2 separate regions of the Homo sapiens genome follow, and region 2 is linked to region 1. Evidence: chromatin loops called from intact Hi-C (ENCODE). Cell type or tissue: ascending aorta. All regions are shown on one strand. Each heading gives the region's core, and the rest is flanking DNA. Links, peaks and the distances in the headings are about the cores only. Region 1 has its middle 200 kb from the start of RSL24D1. Region 2 has its middle 140 kb from the start of RSL24D1.

Region 1 (2,925 bases), core at 135-2,634:
GTTTGCTGAGGATGATGGCTTCCAGCTTCATCCATGTCCCTGCAAAGGACATGATCTCATTCCTTTTTGTGGCTGCATAGTATTCCATGGTGTATATGTGCCATATTTTCTTTCTCCAGTCTATCATTGATGGGCATTTGGGTTGGGTCCATGTCTTTGCTATTGTGAAAAGTGCTGCAGTAAACACATATGTGCATGTATCTTTATAGTAGAATGACTTATATTGCTTTGGGTATATACCCAGTAATGGGATTGCTGGGTCAAATGATATTTCTGGTTCTAGATCCTTGAGGAGTCGCCACACTGTCTTTCACAATGTTTGAACTAATTTACATTCCCACCAACAACATAAAAGCATTCCTGTTTCTCCACAGCCTTGCCAGGATCTGTTGTTTCTTGACTTTTTAATAATTGCCATTCTGACTGGCCTGAGATGGTATCTCATTGTTGTTTTGATTTGCATTTTTCTAATGATCAGTGATGTTGAGCTTTTTAAAATATGTTTGTTGGCTGTATAAATGTCATCTTTTGAGAAGTGTCTGTTTATATACTTTGCCCACTTTTGGATGGGGTTGTTTTTTTCTTGTATATTTGTTTAAGTTCCTTGTAAAGTCTGGATATTAGACCTTTGTCAGATGGGTAGATTGCAAAACTTTTCTCCCATTCTATAGATTGCCTGTTCACTCTGATGATAGTTTCTTTTGCTGTGCAGAAGCTCTTTAGATTAATTAGATCCCATTTGTCAATTTTAGCTTTTGTTGCAGTTGCTTTTGGCATTTTTGTCATGAAGTCTTTGCTCATGCCTATGTCCTGAATGGTATTGCCTAGGTTTTCTTCTAGGGCTTTTATGGTTTTAGGTCTTACATTTAAATCTTTAATCCATGTTGAGTTAATTTTTGTATAAGATATAAGGAAGGGGTCCAGTTTCTGTTTTCTGCATATGGCTAGCCAGTTTTCCCAGCACCATTTATTAAATAGGGAATCCTTTCCCCATTGCTTGTTTTTGTCAGGTTTGTTGAAGAACAGATGACTTTAGATGTGTGGTCTTATTTCTGAGGTCTCTATTCTATTCCCTTGGTCTATATGTCTGTTCTTGGACCAGTATCATGCTGTTTTGTTTACTGTAGCCTTGTAGTATAGTTTGGAGTCATGTAGTGTAATGCCTCCAGCTTTGTTCTTTTGCTTAGGATTGTCTTGGCTATGTGGCCTGTTTTTTAGTTCCATGTGAATTTTAAAGTAGTTTTTTCTAATTCTTGAAGAATGTCAATGGTAGTTTGATGGGAATAGCAATGAATCTATAAATTACTTACTTTGGGCAGTATGGCCATTTTCATGATACTGATTCTTCCTATCCATGAGGATGGAATTTTTTTCCATTTGTTTGTGTACTCTCTTACTCTCTTATGTCCTTGAGCAGTGGTTTGTAGTTCTTCTTGAAGAGGTCCTTCACATACCTTATTAGCTGTATTCCTAGGTATTTTATTCTCTTTGTAGCAGTTGTGAATGAGAGTTCATTCATGATTTGGCTCTCTGCTTGTCTGTTGTTGGTGTATAGGAACACATGTGCTTGCACATTGATTTTGTATCCTCAGACTTTGCTGAAGTTGCTTATCAGCTTACAGAGATTTTGGGCTGAGATGATGGGGTTTTCTAAATATAGGATTATGTCATCTGCAAACAGAGACAATTTGACTTCCTCTCTTCCTATCTCAATACCCTTTATTTCCTGCCTGATTGCCCTGGCCAGAACTTCCAATACTATGTTGAATAGGAGTGGTGAGAGAGGGCATCCTTGTCTTGTGCTGGTTTTCAAAGAGAATGCTTCCAGCTTTTGCTCATTCAGTATGATATTGGCTGTGAGATTTTCATAAATAGATTTTATTATTTTAAGATATGTTCCATCAATACCTAGTTTGTTGAGAGTTTTTAACATGAAGGGATGTTTTATTTTATTGGAGGCCTTTTCTGCATCTATTGAGATAATCATGTGGTTTTTGTTGTTGGTTCTGTTTATGTAACCGATTATGTTTATTGATATGTGTATGTTGAACCCATTTGCATCCCAGGGAGGAAGCTGACTTGATTGTGGTGGATAAACTTTTTGATGTGCTGCTGGATTTGGTTTGCTAGTATTTTATTGAGGATTTTCGCATCAATGTTCATCAGGGATATTGACCTGAATTTGTGTGTGTGTGTGTGTGTGTGTGTGTGTGTGTGTGTGTGTGTGTGTGTGTCTGCCAGGTTTTAGTATCAGGATGATACCTCATAAAATGAGTTAGGGAGGAGTCCTCCTTTTCAACCGTTTGAAATAGTTTCAGAAGGAAACTACCAGCTCCTCTTTGTACCTCTGGTAGAATTCAGCTGTGAATCCATCTGGTCCTGGGCTTTTCTTGGTTGGTAGGCTATTGATTACTGCCTCAATTTCAGAACTTGTTATTGGTCTATTCAGGGATTTGACTTCCTCCTGGTTTAGTTTTGGGAGGGTGTATGTGTGCAGGAATTTATCAATTTCTTCTAGATTTTCTAGTCTATTTCTACAAACTATCATCAGAGAATGTGGGGTCAGCAGTGATATTTTTCTATATCATTTTTTATTGCATCTATTTCATTCTTCTTTCTTTTCTTCTTTATTAGTCTAGCTAGTGGTCTATCTATTTTATTTTTTATTTTTTTCAAAAACCCAGCTGCTGGATTCATTGATTTTTTTTTGAAGGGTTTTTCATGTCTCTATCTCCTCCTGTTCCACTTTGATCTTCGTTATTTCTTGTCTTCTGCTAGCTTTTGGATTTGTTTGCTCTTGCTTCTCTAGTTCCTTTAATTGTGATGTTAGTGTGTCGATTTGAGATCTTTCTAGCTTTCTGATGTAGGCATTAATTGCTATAAATTTCCCCATTAACACTGTTTTAGCTGCATCCCAGTGATTCC
Region 2 (2,925 bases), core at 236-2,735, 60 kb before region 1:
TGAGAAGCATTCAGCATCCGATTAAATATTTTAAATTGCTTTATGAAAAATTTCAGCCTGGATTTTCTGTAATTTAGTTTATAATAATCACTGAGGGAGATCTGACAATGGTTAAGTCTCCAAAAGCTTTTCCTGGTTATTTCAGAACGATCTGATTTTCTTCTTGCTTTTGGGAGAAAGTGTCTATTGTGGGAAATGCTCCTAAAATGAGGTGTAAGCTGGGAAGGGTTGCCTCAGGTTTTGTGTTAATTGATAATAAGCGAACAGCTCATACAAGTTTATTAATTTCTTTGTTCATTCAACATATTTACTGAAGCATTACCATGTGCCAGAGTCTGTACTGGGCCCTCAGTATGGATATGAATTAGACACAGTCTAGTTTTCAGGGAGATTCTAGTGTAGTAGGATAGACAGATATGTAAATATCATGTGAACTAAGTGCATTAGTACAACAAAATGTCACAATGCTGTTATAATCTATTTGTGCTGCTATTACATAATAGTTGAGACTGGGTACTTAAGAAAGAACACTTTTTTTTTTTTTCACAGTTCTAGCGGTTTGGAAGTCCAAGATCAAGGAGCTAGCATCTGGTGATGGTCTTCTTGTTGTATCCTCACAGGGTGGAAGGCAGAAGGGCATATGATCTGAACTCTGTGTGAAGCCTCTTTTGTAAGGGTCTTAATCTCATTCATAAGAAGAGGAGCCTCATGACCTAATTGCTTCTTAAAGGCTCCACCTTCTAATACTGTTATATTGGTAACACCTGAATTTTGGAGGCGGCACTTTTAAAACATTGAAGATGCTATTGAAGCATCTGCATGGTACACAATGTGGGTGAAGTGGGAGCAAGCATATGATTTTATCATTAGGAAATGGGGGTGCATACTTGATGTCCTTGTAAGTTCTAATCAAGAGTAGCAGACATATGAATGAAAAAGCATTCTGAAGGAGGCTTGGTATCATCCATACCTTAGTCCAATAACCCCTAAATATTTATGGAGTGTCTATCATAAGCTAAGAACTCTCTGATGGTCAAAAATTGATGAGAGAATGATAAAATAAAAAGGAGAGCAATTACAAGAGACTTGAAGAAGCAGGATATTTTTTCCTCCCAAAATAATAGAGAATAGGGAAATAAAGAGGTAATAAAAATTCTAGGGAGTCTAATATTAAATATTTACTTGGTATGGGCTGAAAGCTTTGTCATACTCTGGTCAGGTGTATCAAATTTGACACGATAACCCCATAAGTGTAAAAATATGAGATATCTTTTGTAGTGTTTTTTACAGTGGTAAAAACAGAATATGTGACTTAAAAAAATAATCTAGGCTTTATAAGTCCATGAGGAACAGCTGAAATCTCAAGTGGTTCATATATTTCTTTGACAAAGAAAAGATGTTATTTTCCATAATAGTCATTTCAAGCTGAAGGAGCACTAGTTGATTATTAATGTGGGAAAAATAATAACTGTGGAAAAACAGGCAAAAGAATAGAAATAGGTCACAGAAAATAAATATAAATGGATTATACAAATATAAAAAATATTCAGCATTACTTACAGCAAAAACAAAAACAAAAAACAAAAAACCATGCAAATCCAAGCAAGGAGATACTTATCAGGTTACCAACATTTAGATATTTGATAATATCCAGTGTGAAGGGCACAGAAACTGCCAATGTCAAATATTATGAATGAGAGAAAAATGGGTATAATGATTTTAGAGGGCAGTTGGATGCTATGTAACAAAACTGAAAATGTACACACATCTTTTAACCTAGTAATTCCACACCTAGAAATTTATTCTAAGAGAAGTGTTTAAATAAGTGATATACAAAGATGTTTCTCCAGCTTTGTTTCTAACAGCAATAGCAAAAAATGTCTATCAATTGGAGATCATTTAAGTAAATTATGGTTGATTCATAATTTGAATCAATATGGCTGATTTGAATATGTTTGAGTCTATGGAATATTGGCTAAAGAGAAAGATGTAAATATATTTGTGCTAACATAGAAAGATCTCTACCATTAACAAGCAAGATGGAGAGCTGTATGTAACATGCTTGTAAACAGTATTTTAACAGATACACAAGAAACCGCTAGCATTGGTTCTCTGGGTTGTGGAAATGGGAGGATTTGGATTAAGATGAAGATTTAATTTTATTGTATGCATTGGATTGTTTTACTTGTTTTCTTATATGTATGTGTTAATTTTTCCAATTAAAAACAAAAATAATTTAGACAGTAGACAGAGGAGCTCAGTAGCCTGGTATTCACTGTAAAATACTATGTCAGAAGTCTCTTTGTGGTCTAAAAATAGAAAAGTCTATCAACTTAGGCATTTTTATCTCTAATAACATTTCTAGTTATATTTCCTGGTTCTGGAGCTCCATTGAACCAGGGAGAGTTCATCAAGGTCTACCACATGCTCAAAGCCGACCCTAAGAGAAGAATATTTTACTGAGTGACTATGATGAAATGCTAGGATGGGTCTCTAAGATGGAGGAGATAGGATTGTGGTATTACTTGTTTTATTTTATTGACTTAAAAACATGTCATTTAAAGGGGAGCAACTAAACATCACCTAGTTAGTACTCTTGTCAAAAATCTAAGCATGAGGAAACAAGCAAATAGAAATTTAGGGATATTCTACAAAAAAACAACTTGTCTTCTTAAAAAAAAAAACCAATGTCATAAAACTAAAAAAAGGAAGGATTTATAATAAAGGGAACTAAAGAAACATTAAATGTAGTGTGTGATGCTTGATTGAATCCTGGGTTTATGTGACATTATAGGTACAATTGAAGAAATTTATATGGATTGCATATTAAGTAATCATATTGTGTTTATATAAAAATCTGAAGTGTAATTGTCGCATTCTAGTTATGTAGGAGAATGTCTTATTTATAGGATATAGGTGCTGAAA

What was found. Peaks named below come from ENCODE experiments on the same cell type or tissue, not always from the same donor. Only the 100,000 strongest peaks of a DNase experiment are listed, where the experiment ranks them.
Region 2: it touches region 1 in a loop (2.9-fold over the local background); 3 of 110 quality-filtered maps call a loop at or near these places.

What each region holds. Positions count from the first base shown.
Region 1 is chr15:54,993,771-54,996,695 of GRCh38, reverse strand. No RefSeq gene overlaps it. Among named protein-coding and RNA genes, the nearest start is that of RSL24D1, 200 kb to the left of the region's middle. In ascending aorta, for the core only: no CTCF peak of the experiment used is centred there; no DNase peak of the experiment used is centred there.
Region 2 is chr15:55,053,418-55,056,342 of GRCh38, reverse strand. No RefSeq gene overlaps it. Among named protein-coding and RNA genes, the nearest start is that of RSL24D1, 140 kb to the left of the region's middle. In ascending aorta, for the core only: no CTCF peak of the experiment used is centred there; no DNase peak of the experiment used is centred there.